Linked DNA regions of Homo sapiens: region 1 is linked to region 2. A link is a loop called in an ENCODE intact Hi-C map of the cell type or tissue named here. Cell type or tissue: IMR-90. All regions are shown on one strand. Each heading gives the region's core, and the rest is flanking DNA. Links, peaks and the distances in the headings are about the cores only.

The links. A loop is a pair of places that touch in the nucleus more often than their neighbours do. Peaks named below come from ENCODE experiments on the same cell type or tissue, not always from the same donor. Only the 100,000 strongest peaks of a DNase experiment are listed, where the experiment ranks them.
Region 1: it touches region 2 in a loop (4-fold over the local background); 2 of 110 quality-filtered maps call a loop at or near these places.

What each region holds. Positions count from the first base shown.
Region 1 is chr15:49,490,254-49,495,253 of GRCh38, reverse strand. All of the region lies in intron 11 of FAM227B (family with sequence similarity 227 member B), which reads left to right. Among named protein-coding and RNA genes, the nearest start is that of FGF7, 70 kb to the right of the region's middle. In IMR-90, for the core only: no CTCF peak of the experiment used is centred there; a DNase peak (open chromatin) is centred at 2,193; H3K27ac peaks cover 1,844 bases.
Region 2 is chr15:49,840,875-49,857,894 of GRCh38, reverse strand. No RefSeq gene overlaps it. Among named protein-coding and RNA genes, the nearest start is that of DTWD1, 230 kb to the right of the region's middle. In IMR-90, for the core only: no CTCF peak of the experiment used is centred there; a DNase peak (open chromatin) is centred at 9,504; H3K27ac peaks cover 2,799 bases.

The DNA.
Region 1 (5,000 bases), core at 1-5,000, 360 kb after region 2:
TTTCAAGTTATTTAACTTCCAAGATAATTTTCCATGTCTACCATAAGATCGCCTGCAAATACCTCCCCCAGATATATTGGTCTGTTGGTTGGTAGCATTAGTCAGAGGGGCTGGGTTTAATTTTGAAACAGCAGGTTTCCATTATATTATGAAATGAATTATTAGCATATTATACTAAATGACATTAAAATGCTGTGTTATGGAGAAGTGAATGATAAGACTTTGAATACCTGAGAGATTTAGTCATCAGTTTGCATAAAACAATGTGATATATTTCTATTCATTTGCAACAATGACATTTGTATCATGCTTAGGTATTAGAATGACTCTTTGCAGTGAGGTGTGCTTATTATTCTGTCACTGAATTGGAATTGGTTTGTCCATTAGTTTAATAAATATTTGCTGAGTGCAATGAACATTTACTGAGTCCTTATATTTCCTGAGTATTAAATATATTTACTGAGTGCTTAACAGCTGCTCTTAAAGGAGCTTCGGATACATAAGGGAACAAAACAGTATCCTTTTCCTTATGGAACTTATGGGCTAGTGAGGAGAGACAGACAATAACCAACAAGTGTGATTAAATAAGTTACATAGAATGTGTAGCAGGCATACATATACCTACCATACACCTCTAGACTGGTATGAATACTGTGTGAGGGAAAAAAAAGAGCCTCCAACTGAGAGGATTGCAGGGGAAGCAGTATCCTAAGAGGACAGCTAAGTTTTCATTAGAGTAAATCAGTGCAATGTATAAATCTAGCAAAATGTTAGGAAAAGTTTTCACTAATAAAGTCCGTCTTGTAACATGGACTTCCAGGACAATACTGGACCTTGTTAAACACAGAATGAAGTCAACCAGAAAGTTTGCAACAAAAACAAAACTGAAATTGCAGTTCTTGACAATATACGTTTCTTTGTTCAACTGAATTTTTTGAATTTATTGCTGACTCTATGTTTAGGGTGTGTGTGTGTGTGTGTGTGTGTGTGTGTGTGTTTGTGTGTCTCCCACTAAGGCAATAGAGTTGATACTGGTTTGGCAGTTGTTTAATATATGCATATTTATATTTAAGACTCAAGCATTAAAATTACTGTTAGGGTCAAAGCACAATGGTAACTTATACATGTGCTCTACAACTGACATGCTAAAGACTTAGGAAGTTTTTTTCTTGACAGTCTGTCAGCTATCACTTATGGTTCTTAGTGGTTCCAAAGGCTCATTTGTTCCAAATCTGATCCTCATAAAATTGATTATATATCTATAGGTATGTAATTGTTTTAAATTTTGAAGCATGGATTTTATTAACACTATTACAGTGCCTGACACTGTACTATTGACTACACACATACATACACACACACACATATATATATATATATACACATACATACATACACAGACCCCTTTATATATTTGTGTAACTGAAATAGATGTGGACATATATAACATAAGTGTGTGTGTATTTGTGTTGCTTAAGTAGATGAGTGTAGGTGGATGGATAGATAGACACACAGGTATGCCTAGTTGCTTAAGTAGATAAGTGTAGATGGATGGATAGATAGACATACAGGTATGCCTATCCATCCTCTATTGAGATAGAGATAAAAATTCTCTAAATGCTAGATTAATGGCATAGATTGACATGCAGTGGGAATTTATAGAAGAGAAAAATCATCGTAAGGCAGGACCAAGTCTGGTAATCATTAAAGAGGAGAATCTTGATTTTGTTCTTGATGGCAGAGCAGGGTATGGATTGATAGTGAGAAGTTGAGACATTCTGGATGATAGAGACAATATAGACAAATCCCAGAGACACAAGGAAGTATGGTGCGTGTACAAAATGACATGAGAACAATGGTCTAAGGATACTATGAAGTTTGTGAACAGTGAGGAGATTGGACCAGATGGATGGAACCAATTTGTTGATGGTTTTGATTTCTAGTTTAAAGAATTTTACCCAAATTCAGTGAGCCCTAGAGAGACAACATGGGTTCTACAATTGGTAATTGACATAGTTTAAATGACATTTTAGGAATATTAGGTAACTAAACAGGAATTGAGACGAGGACTTGGAACAGAAAAACAAATAGGATGCTATTGCTAAACTTTAGGTACAATTTAATGAGGTCATGAAAGTAGTGAGGAAGAGATGAGACTGAGGGACATTAGGTAAGAAGAGTTGAGCAATCTTGGTGATTACTGGATAAAGGAACAGATTCAAGAAGAAGATTCAGGACACAGTCACCACTAAAATATGGTAACAATGACTACATTATTATGAAATTATGGAGTTTCAGTAAGTTTAGTTAATTGAATGAGATGAGCAATGTGGGTGCCAGGTTTGATCATTTATGTAGAAGACCATGCTATTTAATACATCAATGCTGCACCAACATCCCACTCTTCCAGCTCCATAAAAACTGAATGTGAAGATAATTTTTTAAACCACATTTGCTATTGTTATTCTGATTATAAAGATCATATATATTAATGTAGAAAATTTGAAAATGAAGTATTTAGAAGACAATAAAATATCACCTGTGATTTAACCTTAATAACATTAAGGCATGGTAAATATTTATCTTCTGAAAGGGAATAAAAATTCCAATATTATTTTTGAAACAGTGAATGGAGATAATTAGGAAGATTTATTAGCAAGAAAGTAACATTTTTCTTTTTTCATTATAGAGCAATATCATAAAAGTTGGACAGATGAATAGCTAGTTGAGTGACATGTACAATAAATGAGAAATATGAAAAATTAATAATTAACGCTGTAAACTATAGAAACTTAAAATTGAATTGAGATAAGCACTGCCACCTAGCAAAACAATAACAGACAGGAATAAAGAAAAGGGAGAAAAGCTGAAAAATGTTACATGATTCATTCTAAGAAGGCCTATGAGCGTGAACTGCTGAACACACTAAGCTTTCAAGGATAAGGGATGAAGTACTTCAAAAGCAAAAAGTTTTGATCTCTTGCTTTTCCTGATGGATTCTATTTAAATTGTATACAGGACTAGCATCACTATCAATGCTATCAAATATCTTGTGCTTTCAAACCTGTGACTGACAGAATTTTTTAAAAGTATAGATGTGTTTTTACCTCACATAGTGATTGCTGCATTTGTTAAATAAGTTATTTTTAAAAACAGATTCTAAAGGACTTGCCAATATATAACACAGACCTTTGTATGGCAATAGATAAGATTATGTAGGCATGATGACAAGACTGGAAAGATCTTTGTATATAAAATTTATTATATATTTTATCAATAGATTATTAATATGGATCAGTTAGTAAGCAAGTATTAATAGTATTAAGTACTTTTTGACGTTCTATTTCCTTACCAGATTACATGGGGAATTTTAAAAAGGCAATAGTTACTTTTACTTTTATCACACTCAACATATATTTATCATACAGTGCTTGATACAAACATGGTAGAATTGTCAATATATGCTTGTTTAACTGAAGTAGATGAATACACATATACATAAACATTGCATATATATATGTGTGTGTGTGTGCATATGTGTGTGTGTGTGTGCAATCAATTACTATATTAGAGTGCAATAGGATTCAGAGAAGGAAAAAAATTGTTATAAGGCAGGGGCAAGTTTGGGAATAGCTCATTAAACTTGAGCTTTGTCCTTAAGAGCAGAGCAGGGTATGGATTGATTGACAGTAGGAAGTAGAGATATTCTAAGCAGTGGGGACAGTATAGACAAAACTCAGAGGCAGAATCAATTTGCAACTTGTGTAAATCATGATAAATACAATGGACTAAAGAAACTACTAGGTGTATATTGAACAGTGAGAAGATTGGACAGTCGAGTTAGAGCCAATTGTTTGACAGCTTTGGGTGCTAGTTTAAGAGATTTAAACTAAACCCAACAGGCAAAAAAGAGCCAATATGGGTCTTCAATTGGTGACTGAAATAGTCAAAGTAGTATTATAGGAAGATTAAAGAATTAGGCAGTATATGAGATGGGAAGGAATTTGAAACAAGAAAGATTAAGGAGCTATTGCTAAATTCTAGGCATGAAGTAATAAAGCTGTAGGAGGATGAAGAAAGAGATGAATCTGAATGGATGTTGAGAAAGAAGTTAGCTGAGTGTTGGTGATTTACCATATTCACAGAGTCAAAGGGAAGGAGAGACAAGAATAAGAGCTGACTAAATTTTGAGTATAAAAGTGAGAATATTTACTTCCGGCACTGCTGATTAGAATATATTCTGGAAAAAACTTTCAGAAAATCAGTTTTTCAATTTTATTTCCTGTAATCGTCCTAAGAAAATCAGAAATATAAAGAAACATATATAAATTGTTCATATTTATCTTCATAAAATAATTGAAATAACCAAAAATAATCAACAATCGGAGATATATAATAAAGAAGTGATAGTAAAGTAGAAGCCCTCTCATCTAGCCTGGTTGTATCTATTAATTGGTTGATTAATGGAAAAATTTCAGTCAAGTGGAGAATCATTAAGGTGATATGTACATGCCCTAAATATATTTACTTCAAACATAAAAAGGTACATTCGTCATTTTTCGATGTAGAGCTATGCCCTTTCCTCTGAGTATGATTCTAATAATGATTATACCCATTAAATATTGTCTATAGTATCCAGTATCCATTTCTTTAAAATGAACTAAGAATTCAGTGACATCTGCCAAACAACTTAAGTGCATAATTTCTCTAGATTTTTATTACTTTTTCTTGTTGTTTTGCCCACCTAATTAAGCAGCAAAGTTTTTAATTACTCACCTTCTTCCATTGCCACTCCTTAGCCACTATAAGGACAGGCTCCTATTCTGAAGAATATGGAAAACAATTGCAATTTTAAACAGAGGATGCATGATCTGAAATATATTTTAACAGAATCACTTTGGCTGCTCTGTTTGAGAATGGACTGTGGTGGGGGAGGGAGAACTTTTGTGCACTTTGTATTCCATAATCATTCTGATGCAAAAACAATTGTAACTCTCTTT
Region 2 (17,020 bases), core at 6,720-11,719:
TTTTGAACCTGAAGATGAAAAGTGATGAGAGGTGGGTAGTGATGGTGGGGGCACTGGGGAATAATAACATTTTAATTTTACATAAATGTTATCAAATTATTTGGAAAGAAAAACTATTTTTTCTAGATTTAAGCTGATAATCTTGTGTTTTTAAAATCTCAGCCCAAGTTTTGAGCTATTATAGGTAATTGCAAATTGTGTTTCCCTGACTTAGCTCTGCTATCTTTGGCTCTCTCCTCTGCCTCCAGATGTATATACTTATGAAGGAAAGAAAGAGAGAGAGGAAGGAAGAAAGTAAGACAGATAAAGCAAGAGAGGAAAAAGTAATGGAGGAAAGGATGGTGGGAGGGAGAAAAGAGTTTTCCAGTTATATGTTTTTTTGAGATAATCTGACTCTCTGAAAAATAAATGTAATCCCTCAAAGAAAAAAAAAGTGGATTATATTTGACTCTTGAATAGTAAAATTTCCTTCACATCTTGTGTGAGAACAAGAAAATCTTACCAGAATGGGGGCCGGGAGCCCTGGCTTCCTGTCACAGTGATGGTGCTGATCTGTGTGAGCTGGGGCATGCCACCTGACTTCTCCAGGCCTTGGTGTCCTTGTCCATTGATAGAGAAATTGGGACAGGATGGTCTTAAAGCCCTTTTCTCATTTACCCAATCTGTGAGCTGTTCTTGTCAGTGTTGTCTGTTGTGTATTTGCAATTGCCTTTGTTAGAGAGACAGATTTTCTATATATATATATATATAGAGAGAGAGAGAGAGAGAGAGAGAAGAAACTGACTTGGATGTTCTCTTGAGGGCAGGGCCTGGCTCTTCAGGCTGTTGTACTGGTTTGTATTTCTCTAGACTAGCCCCTGATGCACTGCTGTCTCTGGCTTTTCTCTCAGCTCACCACAGAGCTGCTAAACCCTGTGGTGGCATTTTACCTGGGTCAGTTGAATGCTGTTTCTTGTTAATGATTCATGAAGGTATCTCCACACCCTCCTTTCCTCTCTCATCATTTTGAGTAACAAAAGTATCCAGATGTGAAGGTAAGATACTCATGTCCTGTTAAGAAGAGCTCATTTAAAAGTCCTCCCTACCTTGAATCTGGGCTTAGAGGAGATTCTTTGAGCCTTTGTTCCCTTGGGACCGAAGTTGAAGCAACAGAGCTTGAACAATTTTCTTCATAGTTATAGAGCACTTTGCAGTTTGTGTATCATTCTTACATAAACTGTATTGTGTCTGTGTAGATGTAAAGTGTGCAGATTTAGGGAAAAGTGTAAATAAATGTAAAAATGTTCAGAAATATATGTTTCAAATGTTCTTTTACCTTTCAGTGCAAATAAGAAAAATCTCCCTTCCTTCCTTCCTTTCCTACAGCATTTAGTGACGTCAGGTAGGTGTGGAAGGCAAAGGAAATAAAAATGTCTCAAACTATTTCTAAAAAGTCACTAGGAAATCCAACTAATGAGAAAAGCTCTACTTCTGATTTTTATGGTAAGAAATTGAATTACTCTGTTAGTGTGTGCACAAAATGCCTCAAGATTGATATAATCTAATTATCTCAGTTATATGACTCAGAATTATTATTTTACACTACAAAGAGTAGGCACAAAGTTAATAGTGTAGGAATCCAGGAATAATGATGACTTACAGACTTTGTGATGGAATTCTGCAGGCCATGGGTCAGATAACCGTGTGGGGGGGGGGGGTCACAATTTTCCAATTTTTACATTAACATCTGGTATTAAATGTCTGCAGTTTGCTCTACTGCGTCACATTTCATTCCTTGGTGAGAAATCATAAGCTTTTGCAATTCTCTAGCCTAAGCCTTTAGCTGAACTGCCTGGAAGCCAGAACTAAATGACCCACGTATTACCAAATGTGTATTGCAAAAGATTTGGAGGACCTTGCTGGGCTAATCTGTAGTTTGGGGCTATGACTTAACCCTATCTGTCCTTGAATTTCAAAACTTCCTGGCAGATCTATTCCTGTAACTGGTGCAGAATACAAATCAGCTTGGAGCTGCATACATAAACATCCAGATTTCAAGAAATAATAATGATTAGTTGGCCAGATATCTCTGGCTATCTCAATTCAGATTCCCATAAGGTTTATAAGGGCAAGTTAAAATTTTTAATAAACTGCAGCCCTAGACTTACACAGAAAATTCTTACTGGAGCAGGATGCATGGAGAGATGATAGTTAACTTGGAAGTAAAGTAATGATCAAGAAGAAATCTAGTTGTTTCACCCCTTGTAATAAATGTTTCTATACTCCCTGCCTTCTTCTAGGTAAATGTGAGCAATGATTAGGATGCTTCTTTAACAGCTGATGATTTTCCTTCTCATCCCCTTTCTGTCTCTGCTCCAGTATGTGACACTATAGAGATACAGGGAAGTATGAGATAATGCACCAAGATTGGACAGAAATAATAATATTGACCCCAAAACATCCTCAGAAAAGGTTTTGAATAAAATTCCTGTTACTGAATTTCTTGAGATAATGTCACTTTCATTAAATGACTACTGAAAAAGAATAAATTAATTTGGGATTATGATTAGTGACTGGGGGAGATATTAAGCTTATTTAACAAACAGTTGGACAGGGACACTGACCAATAAGAATGAACATGGGCCATCAATGGCTAGTCTTGCCCCACTGCTAATGGCAGCTGGCACTCTGACCTATTTGGACCACGTGATAAGTCACATTTGAAACTATACCTATTTTTCTTTATGAGGTGCCTATTTGGTCTAAACCAGATAAAAACAGCAAGATTTTTTTTTAAACCAAGTAACACCAAAAACACTATAGGGCAGGTCAAAATATTTTCCTGGTATCGTTTTGTGTGGTAGCTAATAGTTTTCTGAAGGTACGAGATGATGTGTTTTGAACAACAGGAATAGTTTCTAACTGCATATTATTGACAAAATATGTTTAGGTATTGTGTATGGTTTTTTGTCTCAATGAATACTAACATTTTTAATTGAAATATTTTTAAAAATATATATTTTACAATTATAATATAAATAATTGTGGTTCATAGTTTGGGAGCTTAGTTAAATACTTAGGGGTAGACAAGATGACCAGAATTATCTTTTTGATTGACAGGCAAGACTTTGTTTTACGGTTCCATTTCTTCCTCAAAGTTCTCATGTATGGTTCACACATAGCTTACATCTAGTAGACCTCTCAGATGAAATGTACTAACAAATTTAGTTCTACTGGACTAAATTTAAAATTAATAAGTGAATCAATCACTTAATAGAACACTGAGTGTGGAGAGGCCACGGTACAAGATAAATAAGAAATGGTTTCTTTTTCTTGCCTTCGGAGAGGTTCTAACCCAGTATCTTTCAACCATGCATTATACATACCACAGTTGATGGAATCTAAAATGCCCCCTTGTAAATGATGCACCATTCATTTACATACCACGGGAAAACAAGAAGAATATTGCCGCTTAGAGTTGTAAAGATGCCATTGGATGTAAGATTTACTTCTAATTTCAGAGATGTTAAATTATGAAATCTGGTAAGTATTGGATTGCAGGAGGTTTAAAAATATAGTTCATGTCAACTACTTTTTTATTGTATTGCTGTACAGGAAGCATGTCAGCATCTGCTTCTGGGGAGGCCTCAGGAAGCTTCCAATCATGGCAGAGGTGAAGGGGGAGCAGGCACATCACATGATGAAAGCAGGAGTAAGGAAAAGGGAGTGGGGAAGATGCCACACACTTTGAACAACCAGATCTCCTGTGAATTTATCACCAAGGGGATGGCCCAAGCCATTCATGAGAGATCCACCTCCATGATCCAAACATCTTCCACCAGGCCCCACCTCCAACATTGGGGATCACATTTCAACATGAGATTTTGGCAGGGACAAATATCCAAACTGTATCAGGACTAAGGACCAAGCCCTTCTCTGTCTCTTGGGACTAGGTAAGACCTGAAATTCTTATACGCTCCAAGGAGATGGAATGGACAGACTAGAGGTTCAGAGCCAGTCTAATTTGATATGAAAAGGTAAAAAAATTTGATACTTCTTACATCTCAGTTCTGTAGAAGAAACTCAAACCCATTGTGTAATTCTTTCACTTGATATTTGGTATAATAGTCATGGTCATCAGCTCATTCTGAGCAGGAGTGCTAATGAAGGATGTGTGTCTGTCAAGTCCAGGCTGCTTCATACAACTCTTGTGCACTCCACCCTCTATCCCCCCATCATCCTCACCCCCAGTTCTTCCTCCTATTCCCCACACTGTGGTGGTGTTGTTAATTCATCCACCCATTAGGCTGAAATGCAGGATATCAGGCCCAGGCCCCTAATTGCTGTTGTAGACTGGATACACATTCTTATCAACTCCCTTTACCATGGGCTTTTTTCTCTGACCCTCTGGTAAGTGGCCTGGGACCTTCTCTAAAATAGCATCATAAATCAGCCAGAGCTGGAGTGGTATCACCACAAAATGAAGAAGGAGATGAGTAGAGTACCTTCTACACATCCTCACCCTGGGTGGCTCAAAGAGGAACTATGCTTGTCTGAGTACCATTGATGATTGAGATAGAATTGTAAGGTGGGTGATCTGTCTTGCGTAGCCTCCTTCACTCTAATCTAATCTTACCACCTAACATGCCCTTCCCCATCTAGGTTACTCTTCTAAGTCTGCCTCAGTTACCTGCTGTAACCCCTTTAAAAGTGTTCCAGGTGATTCTCCTGCATTCGCCCAGGAGACTATGTACATACTTTCAACTTGATGCAGGAACTTCCTTCAGAATAAGCCTGCAGATGGCATTCAGTCTCTGCTCAGATGTTCCCAATGATGCAGTGCTCATGAGCTCAACGAAGCCAGCTCCCTTCGAACAGCTCCATTGGTGAGGAATCTCCTTCTTCTTTTGACCTGAGGTCTGTTTCCCCATCATTACCCTGCATTGTTTGCCTCTGCCCTTGCAAAAGAGACTGAATAAGTATCTCTCATGTGACAGCTCCTCAAATATTTGAAAATAGTTGTTCTGTCCTTTGAGTTAAATAGCAGCTTTTGTTGATTGTCTGTAGTCTTTAAATTAGTCTGTAGTCTAGATAGTGTGAGTTGGAATAGTTCCTGACCTCAAAAATGTTTTGATCTTCCTTGGGGACCTTGTCTAGATCTGGGAAGGAGTACCTTGAGGCTGAAAAAATATGAAAAAATAAAAACTGAGGAAAAGGTGGTGGTGGGAGAATAATTTCCAAAGAATGGCAAACTGATACCCAAATAGTCAAGGGGATTTCTCTAACACCACTTCTTAGTATGGGATAGTCCCGAATGTCCTTGGCATAAAAGAATTGATGAGAACAAAATCCAGCAACAAAGAAAAAATGTTTTCATAGTAAAAGAAAGGACTTGAGCATCATGGGGAGCTGGGAAAGGGGAATATTTGAGAGAAAGTCATGGGACAGATTGAGTCGTAGGAAAAAAGTGAAAGAACATTTATACTCTGTATAGTTTGACCACCTAGGAGAAGGAGGGGAAGGAGAAGCCAGGGGAATGGCTGACACTTTAGAAAGTCCATCGGTTACCTGTGGGACTGTTAGCAAAGATGCCTTCTCTAAGTGCATTTACCCACCTGGAAAATGGGGATCATGAGATGTTCCTTGAAGGATTGTGAGGATTACTAAGTGCTGGGTATTGTGCTAAGCCTCATAATAATTAGCTCATTCAATGCAATCTTCACAGCAACCCAGTGAGGTAGGCACCATTATTTTCCCCATTTTAAAGGGAAAGAATCAAACCCCAGAGAGGTTAAGTAACTTTCTCAGAGACGTATAATGGAAGAGCTGGGATTCAAACCCCAGGAGTGGCTTGTGCTCTTAACCCAATGCTATCTCTAGTTGACACTTAGGTCATAGATTTGGTCTTTTTTTTTTTTTAATTTTAACTTTTATTTTAGATTCAGGGGGTAGATGTGCAGGTTATATAGGTATATTGCACAATGCTGAGGTTTGGGATATGAATGATCCTGTCACCCAGGAAGTGAGCATAGTACCCAATAGTTTTTCAACACTTGCTCCCTTCCCCTAGTAGTCCCTGGTGTCTATTCTTGGCCATTTTTATATCCATGAGTACCCAATGTCTAGCTCCCACATATAAAGGAGAACATGAGGAATTTGGTTTTCTGTTCCTGCATTAATTTGCTTAGGATAATGGCCTCCATCTGTATCCATGTTGCTGCAAAGGACATGATTTTCTTCTTTTTTATGGCTATGTAATATTCCATGGTGTATATGTACCACATTTTCTTCATCTAATCCACCCTTGATTGGCATGTAGGTTGATTCCATGTCTTTGCTACTGTGCATAGTGCTGTGATAAACATACAAGTGCATGTATCTTTTTTGTAGAATGATTTGTGTATATACCCAATAATGGGGTTGCTGAGTTGAATGATAATTCTGTTTTAAGTTATTTGAGAAACTTCCAAAGTATGTCCACAGCGGCCGAACTAATTTATATTGCTACCAACAGTGTATAAGTCTTCCCTTTTCTCCACGGCCCTGCCAGCATTTGTTTTTTGACTTTTTAATAATAGCTGTTCTGACTGGTGTGTGATGGTATCTCATTGTGGTTTTGATTTGCATTTCTCTTATAAATACTGATGTTGAGAATTTTCTCATGTTTGTTGGTCACTTGTCTGTCTTCTTTTGAGAAGTGTCTGTTCATGTCTTTTGCCTACTTTTTAATGAAGTTATTTGTTTTTTGCTTGTTCTGCTGTTTAAGCTCCTTATAGATTCTGGATATTAGACCTTTGTCAGATGCATAGTTGGCAAATATTTTCTTCCATTCTGTAGGCTGTCTGTTTACTCTGTTGATAGTTTCTTTTGCTGTGCAGAAGCTCTCTAGTTTAATTAGGTCACACTTGTCAATTTTGGTTTTGTTGCAATTGCTTTTGAGGACCTAGTTGTGAATTCTTTCCCAAGGCCAATGTCCAGAATGGTGTTTTCTAGGTTTTCTTCTAGGATTCTTATAGTTTGAGGTTTTACTTTTAAATCCTTAATCAATCTTGAGTTAATTTTTGTTTACGGTGAAAGGTAGGGGTCCAGTTTTATTCTTCTGCATATGGCTAGCCATATAAACAAAAATTAAATCCACCATAAACAAAAATTAAAAATAAAAATTGACAAGTGGGACCTAATTAAACTAAAGAGCTTCTGCACAGCAAAAGCTTCTATCTCAGCACTGTTGATTGAATAGGGGGTCCTTTTCCCATTGCATATTTTTGTTGTCTTTGTCAAAGATCATATGGCTACAAGTGTGTAGCTTTATTTCTGGGTTCTCTATTCTCTTCCATTGGTCTATGTGTCTGTTTCTGTAGCAGAACCATGCTGTTTTGATTACTGTAGCCTTGTAGTATAGTTTGAAGTAACATAACGTGATACCTCTGGCTTTGTTCATGTTGCTTAGGATTGCTTTGGCTATCTAGCTTGTTCTTGGGTTCCATATGAATTTTAGAATAGCGTTTTTCCAGTTCTGTGGAAATGACATTTGTACCTTGATAGAAATAGTATTGAATCTGTAGATTGCTTTGGGCAGTATGGCCATTTTAATGAAATTGATTCTTCCAATCCATGAGCATGGAATGTTTTTCCATTTGTTTGTGTTATCTATGATTTCTCTCAGCAGTGTTTGTAGTTTTCCTTGTAGAGATCTTTCAACTCTTTGGTTAGATGTATTCCATGTATTCCTAGATATTTCATTTTTGGGGGGGCTATTGTAAATTGGATTGTGTTCTTGACTTGATTCTCAAAGCTTGAACATTTTTGGTGTATAGAAATGCTACTGATTTTTGTGTGTTGATTTTGTATCCTAAAAGTTTATTGAAGTTGTTTATCAGTTCCAGGAGCCTTTTGGCTGAGTCTTTAGGACTTTCTGTCTATGGAATCATATCATCAGCAAAGAGAGATCATTTTACTTCTTCTTTTCCTATTTGGATGCCTTTTATCTCTTTCTCTTGCATGATTTCTCTAGCTAAGACTTCTGGATTCATTCTTCATAGTTTCTGGTAGCTTAATTTTTGGTCACAAATGTGCACACTTCCTATTAAGGCTCTTCTTTTTTATCTGATTCCCTTAGACATTCAACACCCTTCAATATTTCTTAGCTGTTTCTTTATTTTCTCAACTTCTAAGCTATGAGTCAGTTTAAGGAAAAAAAAAAGAATTTTCTTTGAAAGTTACCTTATCTGCTTTTGTTTCTACAGGAGAAAGTCAGAACCTGACTTGAGCTAACACTAGGCAAGTGTCCATTTTCCATGGACCCCTGCTTTGGTGCTTCTTCAGATACATATGCTGGAATCAATCACTGTAAATTCTAAGCAAGTTGCTTTTTGCCTATAATAATTTTATAAATTATTCAGCATTCATACTATACTATATAAATATATATTTATACATATAAATAATCAATCACTGTAAATTCTAAGCAAGTTGCTTTTTGCCAATCATAATTTTATAAATTATTCAGCGTTCATACTATACTATATAAATGTAAATATATATTTATACATATAAATATGTATAATCTGAAAATGTTATATATAACTATAGTATGAATATAGTATATTAATATTATATTTTTGTATGATCACCAAAGTATTCTTTAGCTGGGTCAGCAGGAAGGGGATGCTTCAGATTTTTGAGTCAGGCATCAGAGGCCTGAAAGTTTGAAACACTTGTTCACTTTTGATTGCTGGCTTCCAGTTTTTGGTGCAGATCACTGGCAAAGAAACCTTCCATTTTAAATCTCTCTTGAGATGCTAGATTTTTGTTTTAAATGTGATCATAGGTGGTTTGAATGGATGCATAGTCAGCCAGAAAGTTGATTTGGATCCTGAAGTTCCCTTTACCATATACAGAATTGCCAAGAACAATATGCCTATACTGCCAAGAAATTCGTCTCACTAACCTGGATATGACAAAATACTTGCCACAGCATTTCTTCACACTCCTCTGTCCTATTCCTGCTGGCCGCCACTTTTTGAGATGGCACTGCTGCATTTGTCTGCCTTACTTCTCCACAAAATCAAATCAGAAATATGGAGATGTTCAGCAAGTCACAAAAGGAAGTTCTTTCTTCTATGATTCTATCAGTTCCACTCAATTAAGAATGCTCACCCCACCTCTGCCAACCCAGAAGCTCTGCATCCTTATAACTAGATGTGTTACAAGATGTTAGATTAGAAGTTAAGATGTGCTTGCTAACCTCAGTGACATGGTTGTCTCTATCCCTGCTTCTACAACTCCTTATGCATTCCTCTCTAATCATACTTGTTATGTTTTTACTTATTGTATATTTACAAGCCTCTCTGCTCCTCCAGAGAGAGAAGTCCTGTAAGAGAGGGTCTATGTCTTGTCTTTGAATTAGCAATGCATTGCACAGTTCCTGGCAGATAATTTATTGTCACAATATCTGTTAAATAAATAAATGGTCATGATTCAGACTTACTGTTGAAATAAGAGTTCCATTCCACAGAAAGCACTGACGTGGTCTTTTTGGCAACATTAGACTTGGAAAACACGTCTCTTATTTAACCAAGGAGGCATGAATATTGTGTGCTGACCACATCCTGGAGATAAATTCTATAGTTTCATTGCTTCAATTATTCTTTTGGATCAATATCCGGCAAGGAGTAAAACCCACAGTAGTGACTGAGCCCCTAAAAATACCTCATCAACTAAACCTCATGCATGGAAGATCTATTTTAAATGCAGTGCAGTCTTTTGGGCTTTAGACAGTTTCCTCTCTGACTAATAAGGCATTTTTTCTTGGACTTGACTTCTTATATTTACATGTTCCTCAGCCTTGGTAGTCTTTACTTGTTTATATTTTATCATTGCTTATTATATCTATTCATGTTGCAAGCTACTTTGAATCCTTTACGAAACGAGATGGGATATGGCTAAAGAGACATTGTTGTGTCATAGACAGATAACTGGGATTTAAATTGGAGATTTTGGGGATTTAAATTGGAAACTTTTGGGGGAGAAGGAGAAAGGAAGTTGACTTTCTTCCACTGATCCATCCTTTGGTCATGGGCAGGTCACTTCTTTCGCTTTTGCTGTTTGCTTCTGTTAGTTGATGTAGATAGTTGAGAATCATTCCTTCAAAAATGGTGACTGAAAGGTTGGAGTTTTGTTTGTTTTTTCTAGAATACAACTTATTCATGGCACTAAAAATAACCCACAGTCATGTCTTCTCAGCAGTTATTTTCAGCCCCCAAAGAATTGCTGTGGTTTCATTCTTCAAGTCCTTAGGGTCTGGCTGTGTCTTGGGGACATTCTTGCTACTTCTTGGCAAATCAATTAATGAAGCAACAGGCTGCATATCTGGCATCAGTGGGAAATACAGAAGCAGCATCAAACACAGGCTTTCTCTCAGGGGACTTCAGGTTAGCATGGAACAGAGCCCGGCACATGGATATGTGGGCAGTGAAATGGCCCTGCACTTGGAATAGAACACCTGGGTTCCTGGCCAGGCTATGGAATCTTGAGCAATTGTATCTAATTTTTCTAGACTTAATTCCCTCACAAATAGAATTGATAGTGGGGCTGTAGTAAGAATTAAACAAGTGAATGAACAGCAAAGAAGTTTACAGTTTGCAAAATAATATGTCAGGAGTACGTGCTATAATAAAGAAGTATTATTTGTATTTGATACAAAGCAACATGTCTAGAGACATGCATACCTGAATTCATGTCTTTACCAGCTGTCTGGTTGGGGGCAAGGCACTTGACATCTCTGAGTTTCAGTTTCCTAATGTGTATAATGGGTATATTAATACCAGCATCATAGAGCTCCTGGGAGCATGGGTGGCACTGTGTAGAAAACATAAAGGGTGGCTGGCACATGGTATGCACTGAACAAGTAGAAGCTTTCATTTCACTATTACTATAGTGTAACAATGAAAATAATATATAATTTGGTGCTAAATTGTTTGCCTATGGCCTGTGGGTAGTGTAGAAGTTTAGAGAAGAGGCATGCCAGCTGTTTTTGGAGTCTTGTTAAAAAGGCCCATAGAAGAGGTGTGATTTGAGATAGGCCTGGAAGGTAAGTAAGCTTTGCCTTGGTGGAACAAACAGTAGAGTTAACACAAATTAGTCCTGTGGCCATAGACAGCATAGTTCAGGCAGGATCACACTTATATTCATATTATTCTTGGACCTTCTGTAGCACCTAGCTTGGAAGTTATTTATGTATTTGTTTGCCTCCTCATGAGATCCTAGAAACATGTCATTTTTATCTTTATATTCCTATTTTATTTCTTAAGACTTTATCTTTTTTTTTTGGACGGAGTCTCACAGTGTTGCCCGGGCTGGAGTGCAGTGGTGCAATTTTGGCTCACTGCAACCTCTGTCTCCCAGGATCAAACGATTCTTCTGCCTCAGCCTCCCGAGTAGCTGGGATTACAGGCACCCGCCACCACGCCTGGCTAATTTTTTGTATTTTTAGTAGAGACAGAGTTTCACTATGTTGGCCAGGCTGGTCTCGAACTCCTTACCTTGTGATCCACCCACCTTGGCCTCCCAAAGTGCTGGAATTACAGGCGTGAGCCACCACGCCCAGGCAAGACATTATCTTTTTAGAGCAATGTGAAGTTCACAGCAAAATGGAGAGGAAAGTGCCAGTATTTCCCATATATATTCCTTAAAGTAATGGCTCTCAACTCTGTGACTATCAAGTGGAGAGCTCTTAAGAATGTCTATGCTGGGCCTCACACTAAACCTATGAAATTGAAATCTCAGGGTATGAGGCCCAAGTGTTGGTAATTTTTCAAATATCCCAGAGGTTCACAACATGACTGTAGGTTGAAAACCATTGCCTTATAGCACCAACCACACATGAACAGATTTGTTCAATTGTTGAGATGGTTGGATGAAATGGAGTACTTCAGAAAATACACTGGACTGAAATTAGAAGTTGCGGGTTGTAGCTTCAGCTCTGCCCTGACTGCTGTGTAAGGTGGTCAGATCCTTCAGCCTCCCTGGGCTCTGTGTCCTCATCAGCATTATAGGGAGGTTGCACCCTATGTCTCTTCAAGCCTTGATGGCCTATGATGTAGCTAAGCAGATGTCATCCTACCCTCTTTAGTTTGGGAAGTCAAATCTAGTGATGGAATGGTGTGGGTGCTTTTCTTGCTTTCTCATAATACACTTCTCTCCTCACCATGCCAGCCCCACCTAGATGCACATCAGAGGAGCTTACAGAGGACGTTTGAAGACTGTTTTCTTCTTTTCCCAAGAAATGCTATGATATTGTCAGTCTGTGTTTATTTCTAACGAAGGAAATATGTCCCCTTTATTGGAAACACCTTGTGGAAGGAGGCAAGGGCCTCTCTCTGCAGTCTGGCAACTGACAGCAGAGATGCCGGCTTAGCCCCACCTGTCCCCATAGCCAAGACAGACATGGCCCCAAATGCTTCTGTACGTAAACCTTTGTGAAGTTTCCTGTGGGCACAGCACAGATTGGGCCTCAGTTGCTGCTTCTGGCCAAAGTAACTCAAACCACATGACTGGAGAGGAATCAAGGTGAATGTACTTGCACTAGAGGCAAAAAATGTAAGCAAGTGGTACCTTCTCACCTTGGTCGTGAACACCTCTCTCGTGGACCAGGCATTGGCCAGACCTATAAAGTAATAGCAAATGCCAGTCCTGAAAATCACTGTGGACTTGAAGTAGGCTATCTGATGTTCCTTATAAGACAGCCATCCTTTTTCACTCAATAAACAACAGAGGGGACAGGAAATTAGAAGGAAGGTAGTAAACATGTGAGGAATTTCTTTTGGCACCCCACCTTCTCCGTCTGAGCCTAGAGCCAGGAGGTGGAGCAGACAAAGCTCTTGTGCCTGGTCCTCAAGCTCTTTCTTCATCTCTTCAACGTAGGCTGGGTTGCCCCATGTTTGTCAGAGTTTTAAGGAGGGGTCCTTGGCCTGTGAGTGTGTGGTGGCAATAGCCATTCTCAGAAAAATGCATCTTGCAGGAAGAAAATCAGCATCTTTAGAATCCTATAGAAAACAGTCCTCTATGATGCTGTCCTTCTGGTGATTTATAAACAGGATTTCCTGTTAGACCTCAACTGAGCTTCAACTCAACATTGCCAGGTCTGTCCTGCAGACCCTGGCTGAGCGACAGATGAAAGGAATACTCAGACACAGGTATCCCATGAAAGAGTGACTAGGGGACTGCCTGGCACTAGGTGGCCGAAGAGTCAGCAGCCCCAATAAGCCGGAGCTGCTTGTATTTATTCAGTACTGGTATAATGTCAAAGGCCTGGAGCCAACACAATCTATGGGTAATTAACATTGTCATTCCCCCTTGCAGGGAGCAGTCTTGCATGCGGATGATCAAAGGTCGGTCTCTGGATGACATACGTAAATAAGCTTATCTAGAGAGGCTACCTGCAACCGAGAATGTTAAGGTATTTCCTTTGCCATAATGTAGCCATAATTGTGTTTGGGCAGGTACACAGTAAGGGTTAGAACTTTTATAACTTACACACAGTGGGAGGATTGTGAAGTGATATGTAGCGTTACCTGGCACCTTAGTCCAATGTGTGTTATTAATGAGGGACCCTACCGGGGGCAACTCAATCCCTCCCAGCCAAGCAGTTATGTTATTAGAGGCTGGAAGGGCGTGTCTGCCAAGGTAACAGGGCAGAAGAAAGATGGATCTAAGAGATGAGCCCAATAGAGTGTAGCAGGTGCGGGTTGCAGGCAGAGTGAGAGAATAAGAAAGGTTAATACTCTGTGAGACTTGCAATGTACAACAGAAAGCATAGCAAGGAACAGATTATCTGGAATGAATGGTGTCTGTGTCTGGAGCAGGATTTGCTCAGCCTCCTGAGTTTTCTTCTTCAGCATTCCCCAGGTAATGTCCGGGGCCTGTGTCATCCAAGGAAGCTGCATCAACTGGGGCTGCGGGTCCTGCAGGGTCATTTCCTTCATTTCTGGTACCGGGTTGGATCCTAGCCATGCCATGGTATGGTTTGATGAGTCATGCTGGAATCCAAAGAGGGCTTGAGGGGGTGTGAACACAAGCATGTCCTCTTCCCCATGTTAGCAAATCATTTGGACCACACCATACATTACTATTTACATGTTTCCGTAAAACCGCAGGTTTTATGTTTTGAGAGCATTTTGCAAAATGCTTTTCTATGGCTGATTGAAATTTATCATCTACATTTAAAAAATTAAGGGTAAATAAGGCTTTTGCCAATAGTGTTGCAGGGTCCTTACCCATATTCCTTCTTTTCTGTTTTTTGAGCATATTTTTAAGGGTGGAGTGGACATGTTCTACTATGGCCTGTCCTTAGGGGTTTTAAGGGATGCCTGTGGAATGTTGGATGTTCCACGTGTGACAAAATTGTTGAAATTGTGAGCTGACATAAGCCGGACCATTATCAGTTTTAATTTTTGTGGGCCACTCCATAAACACAAAAGTAAAGAGAAGATGTTTAATGATATATTGGGCAGACTCTCCAGGAAGAGCATGAGCGCTTATTAAATGGGAACTGGTATCAACAGATACATGTACATATCTTAGTTTTCCAAATTCAGGGATGTGTGTAACATCTGTTTGCCATAATTGATTAGGTTCTAGTCCTCTAAGGTTAACACCTGTTGAAGGAGGGGATGTGACTGTGAGCTGGCAATCTGGGCATTGTAAAATAATTTGTTTAGCTAGTCTTTGGGTAACTTGAAATTGTTTAGATAAATTTCTCCAATTTTCGTGGAAAAATTGGTGTGATTGGGTGGCTTGGTCAAGCAATGATGTCATAACCTGCAGGTCTGCTTGATTATTGTCATAAGCTGGTGGCCTGGGGAGTGAGGTGTGGGCCCGAATGTGTGTAATAAAAATAGGATGTGTACATTGATCTAGCAATTGCTGAAGTCAAAGAAAATGTGTACACAGGGTGGGCTCAAGAGTAGACTTAATGAGGGCTGTCTCAAGGTACTGCAATAAATAAATGGAGTAAGCAGAGTCACTAACAATATTGATAGATTGAGCAGAAAAGATTTCTAGGGCCAATATTAGGGCTCCAACCTCAGCTGTCTGAGTGCTAGTAAATCCAGATGGAGTGAGGGAGTTATGCAGTTCCCACTAGATAACTGCTTTTCCATTTTTACCAGAGCCATCAGTAAAAAGCGTTAAAACATTAGGTATGGGGGAGTGAACTACTTTTGTAGGTATAACTACAGGAGTACAAGATAAGAACTTGTACTCTTATCTATCTGAAGTAGTTTGTCAGCAGGAAGGGCATCTTCTATATGGCCTGCTGCTATCTGCAGGTCTAGAGATAAGGGCAAAACTGCTTTGAATTGTTTTTTACGCAAGGGAATTTTTGTGACATCAGGGTCATAACCTAGCAATTGATTGCATCGTCTGCAGCCTGTATAGATAACTTTACTAACTAGCTGGATATAGGGAGATAGTGTTTTAGTCCCAATATGTGAGCAAAAAACCTGTTCTAGAAAATGCAGCCCAGGGGCCATCTGTCCTATTAATCCTGTTGAGGAATGTTTAGTAGGAAAAACAAATAATTGGACTGAATATCATGGGCCTATGCTATCTAGTTGCCTCTGAGAAATAGTTTGCTCTATTTCCTCAATTTCCCTTTGTGCTGCAGGGGTTAAATACCTGGGGGAGTCTAGGGCTGCATTGCCTTTTAGGATAGAAAACAGGCTTATAACCTATAAATAGTTATGCCTAAGGTGGGGCAAAACCAGTTAATATTACCTAGTGTTTTTTGATAATCATTTAAGGTGTGTAAGTTGTTAGTATTTAATTTAACCTTCTGGGGTCTTACTGACCGGGAAGTTAGTATCTATCCAGGATATTTCCAAGGAGAGGACATCTGTACTTTTTCAGGTGCTATGATTAAACCTCTTAATTGTGTATTCTTTTTGACAGAGGCATATAAACTTACAAGTATTGGCTCTGGTGGGGCTGCCAGTAATTTATCATCCATAAAATGAATAATCTTGCAATTAGGAAATTCTTTTCTACTGGGGAGCAAAGTCTGATTTACATGATACTGACACATGGTAGGACTGTCCAGCATTCCATGAGGAAGTACTTTCCAATGAAATTGGCAAACTGACCTTTCATTATTGATAGCTGGTATTGTAAACACAAATTTTTCCCTGCCCTGTTTTGCAAGAGGAATAGTATAAAAACAGTCTTTTAAGTCAATAATGACTACAAACCAATCTAGAAGAATCACCACAGGGGAAGGGAGCCCCTGTTGAAGGGGCCCCATAGGTTGCAAATTAGCATTGATAGCATGTAAGTCATGCAAAAGTCTCCATTTACCAGACTTTTTGGGAATGACAAAAATGGACAAATTCCAAGGGCTGTTTGATGGCTCTATATGGCCAGCTTTTAATTGTTCCTCAACTAATTCATGGTCCCTTTGTAATTTATCTCCCTTTAAAAGCCACTGTTCTACCCACATTGGATCTTGAGAGAGCCACATCATGGGTAGGGGAGGAATTGCAACAGTGGCCATTATTAAAAAGGGCTCTGCAGAGTGACCCCCCATTGGGCTAATAGGTCTCGTTCCCAAAGATTAACAGGGATGGGCATGACTAGAGGTTGTATAACTGCTTTTCTCCCTTCCAAATCGCAACATGTCAGGGGATGTGTGCTCTGCTTGGCTGTGTGCATGTCCCTGATGTTAACAATTTTTTGTTTCTCAGTGACCCAAGGCCAAGTTTTCAGCCAGTTTTGATCACTAATGATTGAAATGTCTGCCCCTGTGTACAATAAGCCAGTAAAATTTTTATTTCCAATTTTTAAGGTAATCATGGGTCTCTGATCAGTGATTAATTGGTTCTAATATACTCCTGTGGCTCCCATGTTTCCAAAACTTCCCTTTCCCTTTTCCTTTCCCTGAGTGTTGGGGACCCAGTATGGTAAGAGTAGTAACTGAGCTATCTTTGATCCAGGGGGAAGAATATGCAGACCTTTACATTCCATCATAACTAATATCTCACCTTGG